Regions from separate parts of the Homo sapiens genome. Here region 2 is linked to region 1. A link is an interaction called in ENCODE POLR2A ChIA-PET data of the cell type or tissue named here. Cell type or tissue: Caco-2. All regions are shown on one strand. Region 1 holds the start of NR2C2AP (nuclear receptor 2C2 associated protein). Region 2 overlaps MAU2 (MAU2 sister chromatid cohesion factor).

What was found. ChIA-PET counts read pairs that join two places held together with the same protein. Peaks named below come from ENCODE experiments on the same cell type or tissue, not always from the same donor. Only the 100,000 strongest peaks of a DNase experiment are listed, where the experiment ranks them.
Region 2: POLR2A ChIA-PET joins it to region 1 with 7 read pairs; 6 of 35 experiments call an interaction of 5 or more read pairs at or near these places.

What each region holds. Positions count from the first base shown.
Region 1 is chr19:19,201,580-19,206,579 of GRCh38, reverse strand. It overlaps RFXANK (regulatory factor X associated ankyrin containing protein), which reads right to left. Exons shown (of 10, transcript NM_003721.4): 10 at 4,714-4,931. The coding sequence ends at 4,861. NR2C2AP (nuclear receptor 2C2 associated protein) reads left to right here and starts at 3,166. Exons shown (of 5, transcript NM_176880.6): 1 at 3,166-3,557; 2 at 3,699-3,789; 3 at 4,005-4,110; 4 at 4,182-4,249; 5 at 4,539-5,000. The coding sequence starts at 3,520. The coding sequence ends at 4,655. RefSeq lists an enhancer at 2,966-3,260 and a silencer at 3,924-4,190. In Caco-2, no CTCF peak of the experiment used is centred here; a DNase peak (open chromatin) is centred at 3,119; H3K4me3 peaks cover 1,990 bases.
Region 2 is chr19:19,340,023-19,345,022 of GRCh38, reverse strand. MAU2 (MAU2 sister chromatid cohesion factor) reads right to left here. Exons shown (of 19, transcript NM_015329.4): 6 at 4,150-4,177; 7 at 3,616-3,771; 8 at 2,342-2,488; 9 at 2,157-2,247; 10 at 1,083-1,186; 11 at 97-174. Among named protein-coding and RNA genes, the nearest start is that of MAU2, 22 kb to the right of the region's middle. RefSeq lists silencers at 2,099-2,238, 2,279-2,368 and an enhancer at 2,478-2,986. In Caco-2, a CTCF peak has its summit at 2,115 (motif pointing right); a DNase peak (open chromatin) is centred at 2,132.

The DNA of each region.
Region 1 (5,000 bases):
ACCCAAACTTGCTGTGTGACTGCCAGCAAGTCCCTGACTCTCTCTAAACCTCCAATTTCTCCCCAGAAAAATGCTAACCCAAGCCCAGTTAGGGGAACTCCAGAGTGAGACTGGGGTTTGCATCCCAGTTCCCCTTGGTGATCTTGGCCAAATGACTTTGCTTTTCTGTGCCTCAGTTTCCCCAAGTGAACCAGAGGAGCTGCTTTTGGACCTTCTAGAGCCCTCCCTGCCCCATTCCCTGGGGTGGGGGTGGGAGCTCTTAGTCTTTCCTCACTCAAGCGAATGAATGGACCACTTTTGGCTGCCCTGCTGGGAGCCCAGAGCTGCTAATTCCCTGGAGAAACAGGAGGCTCTTTCATGCCCAGGCGCCAGTGGGGTGAGGAGGCGGGAAGAGGGTATGGAGCTGGCCTCATACCCGTGGGCAAGGAGGCCGCATGCCAAAGCCAGGAGTGGTGTGGAGAGCCCTGGAGCCATGCATATCCTCACTGGGGGGACTTGGCTAAGTTGATGTGTCCTCAGCTATAAAATGGGAATGACAGGGACCAGCCACAGCAGGTTTAACGAGCCAATGGGTGGCGACAGAACATGGCTTCAAGTCAGACACACGGTGGACTCTCAGTGAAAGTCAGCTACTGTTACTATGTGTCAACCTGAAGAACCCAGAGAGTCCTCCAACAGTGCCGTTAATAGAATTCCCCCCATTTCACAGATGAGAAACTGAGGCTCAGAGAGGTCAAGGTGCTTTTCTAAGGTCACACAGCCAATGAGTGGTCCAGCCAGGATTTGAACCAGATCTGGGCTCTCCAGTGTCCTTGCTCTTTCTAACTTCCTTCCGGGGGTGAGGTTGGGGGCACAGTTTCCTGTCACCTCCAGCCCCAGCCCTGAGACCAGCGAAGTTGGGTTTGGATGGCACCAGACTCTGTCTAAATGCGGAAAGCCCTGGCAGGCAGGGGCTGAAGAGACAGGCCTTCTGCTGGTGACCCAGTTTCCCCGCCAGCCCCCACCCCTGCTGCCTGGGGTGGGTTTGAGCAGACACTAGTAGGATGCCGGAAGGACCATTCCTCCAGCCCTTGAAGAAAGGGGCTGGCTGCCAGACCATTCAGCTAAAGCCAGGAACAACAGCCTCTTGCCAGTGGCTGCTCTGTCTTGGAACCCTCCATTCATGCAGAACGGATGGTGTCCTGCCCTTTCTCCAACACCTTCCATGACTGCTCCGGGCCCAGCAGGATGTGGCTCCACATATTTTATTCAAATTCATGGTCTTTCACCCAACTAGGCCTTGGCTTATGCTAAGCTCCCTGCCTGGGACACCCTCCCCACTCCAGATTTTCTCACCCTTGTGAATTCCTGGCGCCTGACCCCCTATTAAGGTGCAGTTCTAACATCCCCTTTCCCAGGAAGCCCTTCCTCCAGGTAGAGCCCCTGCTCCTCCGGCCCCATCTCTCCCTTGGGGCTAGGAGTGTCTATGTCTACCTCTGTCTTGCCCAGATCAGGGGCTCCTCTGGGACAGGCCTGGAGCTGAGGCCTCTTGCTGTCCCCAGCATCATCCAGCAGAAGGCTGGACATGACAGTGTGACAGTAGAGCTTGCAGGAGGTGTCTAGTGAATCAGTGAACCAAATCTTCAGCTTGGTATCTGAGGCTTTGTTTGGCAAACTCCTGTTCATGCTTCAAAACCCACCTCACAGCCTGGGTGCGGTGGCTCACACCTGTAATCCCAGCACTTTGGGAGGCCAAGGCGGGCAGATCACGAGGTTAGGAGTTCGAGACCAGCCTGGCCAAGATAGCGAAACCCCATCTCTACTAAAAATACAAAAATTAGCCAGGCATAGTGGTGCGCACCTGTAGTCACAGCTACTCAGGAGGCTGAGGCAGGGGAATCACTTGAACCTGGGAGGCGGAGGTTGCAGTGAGCTGAGATCACACCACTGCACTCCAGCCTGGGCAACAAAGTGAGGCTCCGTCTCGAAACAAAACAAAACAGAAACAACAAAAAACACCCGACCTCGCATGCTCCCTCCTCCAAGAAGCCTTCCTTGACGTCCCAGCAGCATTTTCTGGGAAAGACAAACTTGGAGGCCAGGGCTCCTCTGTCCCAACAAGAACAAAAAGGGTTGATGAGGACTTCAGATACTCCCAACATCGTGGCCTTTTCCACAACTCTGCCTTTGGCCTCCGGGAGGCAGTGAAGTTCGGGGATTCCCAGGCTGCATTTAGTGGTTAGGGTAGAGTAGGTTAGAGTAGGTTAGGGTAGCCGTTAGGGTAGAGTAGGTTAGAGTAGGAAGAAAGACATTGTCATAGGAAGTCTCTCTGGCCGGGCGCGGTGGCTTACGCCTGTAATCCCAGCACTTTGGGAGGCTGAGGTGGGCGGATCACTTGAGCCCAGGAGTTCGAGACCAATCTGGGCAACATGGCGAAACCTCATCTCTACCAAAAAACAAACAAACAAACAAACAAACAAAATAGCCTGCCGTGGTGGCGCGCGCCTACTAGTTCCAACTATTCGGGAAGCTGGGTAGGAGGATTGCTGGAGCCTGGGAGGCAGAGGTCGCAGAGAGCCGCGATCCCACCATTGTACTCCAGCCTGGGTGACAGTGAGACCCCACTTCAAAAAAAAAAAAAAAAAAAGGCCGGGCGCGGTGGCTCAAGCCTGTAATCCCAGCACTTTGGAAGCCCCGGCGGCTGGATCACGAGGTCAGGAGATCAAGACCATTCTGGCTAACACGGTGAAACCCCGTCTCTACTAAATATACGAAAAATTAGCCGGGCGTGGTGGCGGGCGCCTGTATTCCCAGCTACTTGGGAGGCTGAGGCAGGAGAACGGCGTGAACCCAGGGGGCGGAGCTTGCAGTGAGCGGAGATCGTGCCACTGCACTCCAGCCTGGGCGACAGTGAGACTCCGCCTCAAAAAAAAAAAAAAAAAAAGGAAGTCTTTCGGATTCCAAAATCAGTCAAAATCAGTGCTCTACACCTTCGGGCGCCGAGGGACAGCGCCCCGTGCGCGCAGCCAGCCTTTTCCCTACAGCTTCAAGGGAACCAAGGTAAATTCAATCATCGAACCCGGGCCCTTTAAGAAGCGAGCATGAAGGGGCGGGGTCGAACCAAACCCCACCTCTGGAGCGTCCGCGGTCGGCGCCTGAATTACAACACGCATGCGCCAAGCCCACGCGGTTCCGGGTCCCAAGATTTGGCTCCAAGAGCTATTCGCAGAGAAACAGCCTCGCACAAAAAGCCACCGCCCCCGAAACCCGCGGGAAATCTGTTTCCTGTGAAAGGCCTGGCCTCCGGGCATTGGCGGTTTCCCTGATCCTCTCTCCCAAATTTTCCGGCAGGGGATTGATCGAGGCGACATTTAGGACTGGGGTGGGCGAGGGAGTGGCGGTTCTCGTCCCAAGTTACAGGTGAGGACGTTCAGGCCAAGGCGTAGCCAAGATCGCGCCGCCCTGTAGCTTGAGGAGGCGCCGGGATTCGAACCAAGGCTGTGCCCAATCCTAAGCCCTGCGAGGTCTTGTGGAACCGACATGACCCACTCTTTGGTTTGTCCAGAGACAGTGAGCAGGTAAGAGTCTGTGGGGACAGGCAGTGGCGAGGCCCTAAGCCTGGGGTCGAGCCCTCAGTGGACAGATCTGGGGGTCAGGCCCTCCGCGGAGCTGAGAGCTGGTCTCAGCCCCTCTCTTCGCCTTGATCCTGGTGCCTCCAGGGTGAGTTCAGTGCTGAATCGCAACACTCGGCAGTTTGGAAAAAAACATCTTTTCGACCAGGATGAGGAGACATGTTGGAACTCAGACCAGGTGAGGCGCCTCCCTCGACCCTCCATCTCTAGGGTGATTCAGATTCAGATCTCATGCCTTGAGAACGTCAGGGGGCCCTCATGGGTGGCCAGGAAAGGAACATGTGCCGAATTTCCTTCTTCCCCTCCATTCCAAGAACTATGTGAATGAGACAGGCATAGCAGGGCTCTGTGCCTGCAGTGAGCTTGCGCCTCAGTTTCCCTGTCTGCTTCCAGGGCCCCTCCCAGTGGGTGACGCTGGAGTTTCCCCAGCTCATCCGTGTCTCCCAGCTGCAGATCCAGTTTCAGGGTGGCTTCTCCAGTCGCCGGGGCTGCCTGGAAGGTACTAGAAGGCCCTGGGTGGCAGGGGTTCCAGGGGTCACCCCAGACACTCATTGCCTTTCTCTGCTGAAGGTTCACAGGGCACTCAGGCTCTCCACAAGATTGTAGATTTCTACCCTGAGGACAACAACTCGCTTCAGATATCCTGCCCCTGCTTCTGGGGTGGGTGGTCTGTGCCTCTGGAAGCTTTGGACTCACCCAAACCCGAATGGGAACCCTGATGTGTGATCTTGAACACGTGACCTCTAGGACTCCACTTTTTCTGTAAAATGGTGCTGATGACCACCTGTTCTGTGTGAGAGGCTTAGAGGGACCTGCAGCTTCCCCAGGTTGCCCACATCGGTGGAGTGTGAGCTGGGTCTGGAAGGGGTGGGGGCCTGCGGGTGGGAAACCAGAAATCACCAGTTTCCCTTGACTGCCCACGCTCACACTTTCCCCATACCAGCTGCTGAAGTGGACCGGCTGAAGGTGACGTTTGAGGATGCCACTGACTTTTTTGGCCGTGTGGTCATCTACCACCTGCGGGTGCTTGGGGAGAAGGTGTGAGACCTCTAGGGGCTGTCTCCTCCAGGAAGCCCTCCGGGAAGCACAGCAAAGTCCCTCATTCTGCACAGAAGGTTTATTGGTTCCTCTTGGGAAGGGTCCCCTCCCACCACCTGTCCAGAAGCTGCCTTTGAAGTCAGTTCTGGGTTTCCCCAGCTCTGGCTGACCATTTTGTTCCCTGAGTGTCTGAGTCCCCGGCAGGCGGCCTTCACTCAGGGTCAGCGGGCACCAGGTTGCTCTGGAAGAGCTTGAGGATGTGGTTCTCGATCACCTGTTGCACTGAGATGGGGCAGGGAAAAGGTGGGCTGTGAGCTTGAATCGGGAGTGGGGTGGAGGCACAGGCCAACC
Region 2 (5,000 bases), 140 kb before region 1:
GGGGGTCCTTCACTGGGAATGTTCTGGATCTGGTTAGGTACTTACTTACTGAGAACATTCTGGATTCTCCCGGGGTGTTGTCACAGGGTTACTCACCAGCAATGTGTGCAGCTGTGCTGCATGGTTGGAGAAGAGCCGGGGGGACTGCTGGCACAGCTGGCAGACCTGGGAGATCTGCCGGGAGAGAGTGTACTGCCATCACAGGACTGCAACCTGGGACCTGGCGTCTGAGCAGCAATGGAGAGACCCCATAGCTGGTGGGTGAGCCCATGTCCTGTCTGACCAAACTGGGGTACAAAGCCCCAGCAGACACGTCCACCATGAGGGCAAAGGGCAGCCCAGATCCCATCGTGGACAGGGACCCTTGTCTGTTACTCGTCTCTTCCACTCTGTCCAACAGGTGTCTGGGTTGTAAAGGACCTCCAGCCTACTGAGGGCCCCCATGCCCTCTCAGGAGGGTGGGTACTGGGGGTAGAGTGTTCCTAATGGCAGGGTGGGGTATAACAATCACTGTCAAAGGACCCCCCAAATCCCCAGAGACCATGTGCGCTATCCCCTTGGTGTGCAAGCTTTTGGGCCATGGCCCATTAGTTTTTTGGGTTTTTTTTTTTGAGATGGAGTCTCACTCTGTTGCCCAGGTTGGAGTGCAGTAGTGCGATCTCGGCTCACTGCAACCTCTGCCTCCTGGGTTCAGGCTATTCTCCTGCCTCAGCCTCTCAAGTAACTGGGATTACAGGTGTCTGCCACCACACCTGGCTAATTTTTATATTTTTAGTAGAGGCGGGGTTTCGCCATGTTGGCCAGGCTGGTCTCAAACTCCTGGCCTCAAGTGATCCACCCGCCTCGGCCTCCCAAACTGCTGGGATGACAGGCGTGAGCCACTGCGCCCGGCCTCCACTGGTTTTTGTATGAGATTCTCTGATCAGTGGTGCCCATGCAGGGCTGTAAAACGCTGGCCGACAGCGAGACAGCAGGATGGGCTGGCCTGCCAGTATGCACTTGGCGAATTCAGTCTCTTGTCTGACACTGCTGAGACCCAACAAACTCCTGGGCCTTCCCGCCCCTCCTGCTTCCAGCCTTACCTCCTGCAGCGCCGTGGCCTTGTGACCCGTGACAAGGCGGCACATGATGATGTGCTCCAGCAGGATCACTTGGAAGGATGACAGGATGGGGCTGCAGTCCAGCACTATGGGTGAGAGTCAGGGGTAAGCATGCAGGGGAGGCCAGAGGAGGCGCCACCCCCAGCCCACCGTGCCCCCACCTCGTTCCTGTCTCCTGCCACACTGGCTAGGCACCCACCCCGTCATCTCCCCTAGTCCCCACTGCACCCTCTGAGTGAAGGAGTGTGTCTTGCTGTCCAGGTGGGGAGACGGAGCTGGAGCCAGAGGTTGGTTCCCACAGTGCTCCAAGAAGGGTTGGCTCTCACCCTCACCCTCACCCTACGTGCTCAAGAGCTTGTGGACATGGCAGGTTCTAGAAATGTAGAAATGTGGAAACCACCCTGGATCATGACACCATGCAGCAGAGCCTCAGGCAGTCGGGTAGGGGGACCTGGGCTGGGCCCCACCTCCCAACAGCCCCAAGCAACCATCCTCATATGGGAATAAGAGAAGCACAGGGCCTATCCGGCTTTGGGCTGCCTTGGCTCTGATGCCTTCTCCCCCAGCAGCACTCACGAGGGAGCAAACAGACCGACTAATGGGCACACTATACCAGCCAGGGACGTCTGCTCTGGGTTTGTGCTAGTCAAAGGTCCCTGGATGGATTAGACACTTGAGCATCTGGAAAGAACTCACGACCTCCAAAGGACATGCTGGTGGTCAGTGAGGGCTGAGTTCTGATCCTGGCCTCATCCCGAGTGTCCCTGTCACAACACTGATAATAATTGGGAAAAGCAGCTACCACCTGTTTCAACTGAGCATGACTGGGCACAAGGGACCTGACCAGTCAGGGAGGTACCCCCGACCCCAGGCCTGTCTGCTCTGCTCTGACGTTGGACACCAGCATTTATCAACTAGGGGTGACGAGACCCACCAGGCAGGGTGGCTGGGCGCTGCGGTCACACAGGGTCACTGGGCCCTGGTACAGCTAGCGTCTGGCCAGGCCGTCCGCCAGGGGTCGCTGTGGCCATGTGGCCAGCCGAGCACCTGACTTACTCTTGAGCTTCTCCAGCTGCATGAGGGCCTTGTCCGTGTACTTCTGCGCCTTCTCCAGGTAGCCGGCCTGCATGGAGTGCATCACAGTCACCTAGCGACAAGACCAGACAGCAGGGGTTACCAGGGCCCTCTCCCTCTCCCTGCCCCCGCCCCCAGCCCTGGCCCGGGCCCTGGTGGGGACGCACCAGGTAGACAAGCACACACATGTGCTCCTTGGGCAGCCAGTGGAAGAGGTCAGCGGGGTTGCTGGGCAGGATCTCATCATCGTGCAGTGTGGAGATGGTCTGGATGCACTGCTGCAGCTGCTTCAGACACGGCTTCACGCTCTTCACCTGTGCAGCACCCACACCCGAGCATCCACCTGAGCCTGGCCTCTCAGGAAGCCAGGCCCAGCCCAGCCACCCCTGCTCCTTCCTCTAGGGAGCATCTGCCTTCCCCTTCTGCCAGGGCCACCTCCTGCAAGATGAAGCCGCCCCTGCCGCACTCCCATGAATCAGCCAGGCTTTTGGGGCATGGGGCACAGCCAGGCGGGCAGCTGTGGGACTGAGGCTTGTCCACTGCCCAGTGTTGGGTCCAACACCAAGGCCCAGGAGAGGCCTATCCAGACCCTGCTGGAGCTGCACTTGGTCTTCACGCAGCCAGACCTGAGACGGCAGGGGGAGGCTGTGCTCTGAGGGGGTGGGAGGTGGCTTCCTGGCCCAGGAATCAGGCAGGCGCTGTGGTCCATCTCGCCCTGAGGCCCCGAGGGATGTCTCTGCAGCCCTTGCACCCTGAGGGAAGCGTGGCTGCAGTCTGCTCTGTGTCCCTATGCGCCGAGTGCAGTGCTTCACCCAATGGGCAACGATGGGTATGGATGGACGAACTGGGCAACCCCCTTACCAAGCCCTGTGGAGACTCGCCTGTGGCCCACTGCGACAGGGGTGGGTCTGAGTGGCACAGGGCAGCCCCCAGCCCCCGAAGGGCTGAGACTGTCACACAAGCACAGAGACAAGGAGCTCAAACACAGCCGCTCCCCACCCACGGCAGGGTCATGAGTCCAGTCTCGGACATGGCTGAGCACATCAGTCCCTACTCAACCCCACAGCCGGGGGCCAGACAGACAGCACCTGGGCATCTGCTGTGTGCAGGTGCCATCCCAGCACCTCTGTGGTTTATTCTCATGATTCCCTGAACTGCCATTGGAATCTCTGAGCATCCATACACTGAGCGAGTGTATGCAATGTCACACATAGTACTCCCAAAGGGAGGTGGGGTGGCCAGGACAGACCCTGTTCCCAGATACCAGCACTCGTGGCAGAGCAGGACAGGAGTGTGTGTGTCCGGGACTGGTATGACAGCCCTGTTGTGTGGCAAGGTAAGGCGATGACACAGCTGACCTCACAGCCCAAGACCCATTGGCCTGGGTACCACCCATACCCACTGGTCACAACCAGCAGCTCGCCTGAGAGGCGCCACACACCTGCCCGGCATCCAGATAGTGGGTGACCTGGAGCACCAGGAAGAAGACACGCAGCGACTCCTTCTGGATGGGGTTCCCCTGCCAGTTCTCCACGATCTGCCCGCAGAGGGTCAGCAGCGGGTGCACCTCCTGCAGCTTTCGCTCCATCAGCAGCAGCTGGGGAGGGAGAGGCGCAGGTGTAGGGTACAGGGCTTGCAGGGGCCCTCCCAGGACCGGGAGCACAGGGTCACCTGCCCACCTGCCCTGGGACTGCTGCCACCAATCCAGAGGGCAAGGCCAGCCTGAAACCCCAGCCCAGGCAGCTCCTAACCAGGCTCTTGCCTCAGCATGAATCCCATAGGGTGCAGCCTGAGTTTCCCTCCTGAACCCAGCAGGGCCCGGGCCTCACATTCCAGGCTGCTCACTGTGCCTAAGGGTCTGGGCGCCTAAGGGGCCATGCCATGGAGAGTGGGTGGGGTCTGAGCAGACTCTGTGGGGGCCCTGCCTCACCTCCACAACACCAGCTGCATCCAGCCATGCCCAGCCTCAACTTACCATCCCCTTGCTGAGGAGGAACAGCGCCCTGCAAAACAAGAGGCAGGGGTCAGGTCCTAGCAGGCCCAGGAGCCTCCTGGGATGACTGTGATTACCCCAAGGCTCACAGGACCTAATATGCCACCTCAGGGGACAGTTCAGTGGACAACAGAGAACAGTCCCCTTACAAGACTGCTCTGTTTTATCCTATTGTGTCTGTGTTTATTTTTATTTTTATTTATTTATTTATTTTTTTGAGACGGAGTCTCGCTCTGTCGCCCAGGCTGGAGTGCAGTGGTGCGGTCTCAGCTCACTGCAAGCTCAGCCTCCCAGGTTCACGCCATTCTCCTGCCTCAGCCTCCTGAGTAGCTGGGACTACAGGCGCCCGCCACCACGCCCGGCTAATTTTTTGTATTTTTAGTAGAGACAGAATTTCACCGTGTTAGCCAGGATGGTCTCGATCTCCTGACCTCGTGATCCACCCGCCTCGGCCTCCCAAAGTGCTGGGATTACAGGTGTGAGCCACCGCGCCCGGCCTGTTTTTATTTTTTTTATTATTTTTTTCTTAGAGTCTCACTCTGTTGCCCAGGCTGGAGTGCAATGGTGTGATCTCGATTCACTGCAACCTATGCTTCCCGGGTTCAAGCGATTCTCCTGCCTCAGCCTCCTGAGCACCTGGGACTACAGGCACCTGGCACCATGCCTGGTTAATTTTTTTTTTTTTTTTTTTGAGATGGAGTCTCGCTCTGTCGCCCAGGCTGGAGTGCAGTGGCGCGATCTCAGCTCACTGCAACCTCCGCGTCCTGGGTTCATGCCATTCTCCCGCCTCAGCCTCCTGAGTAGCTGGGACTACAGGCGCCCGCCACCATGCC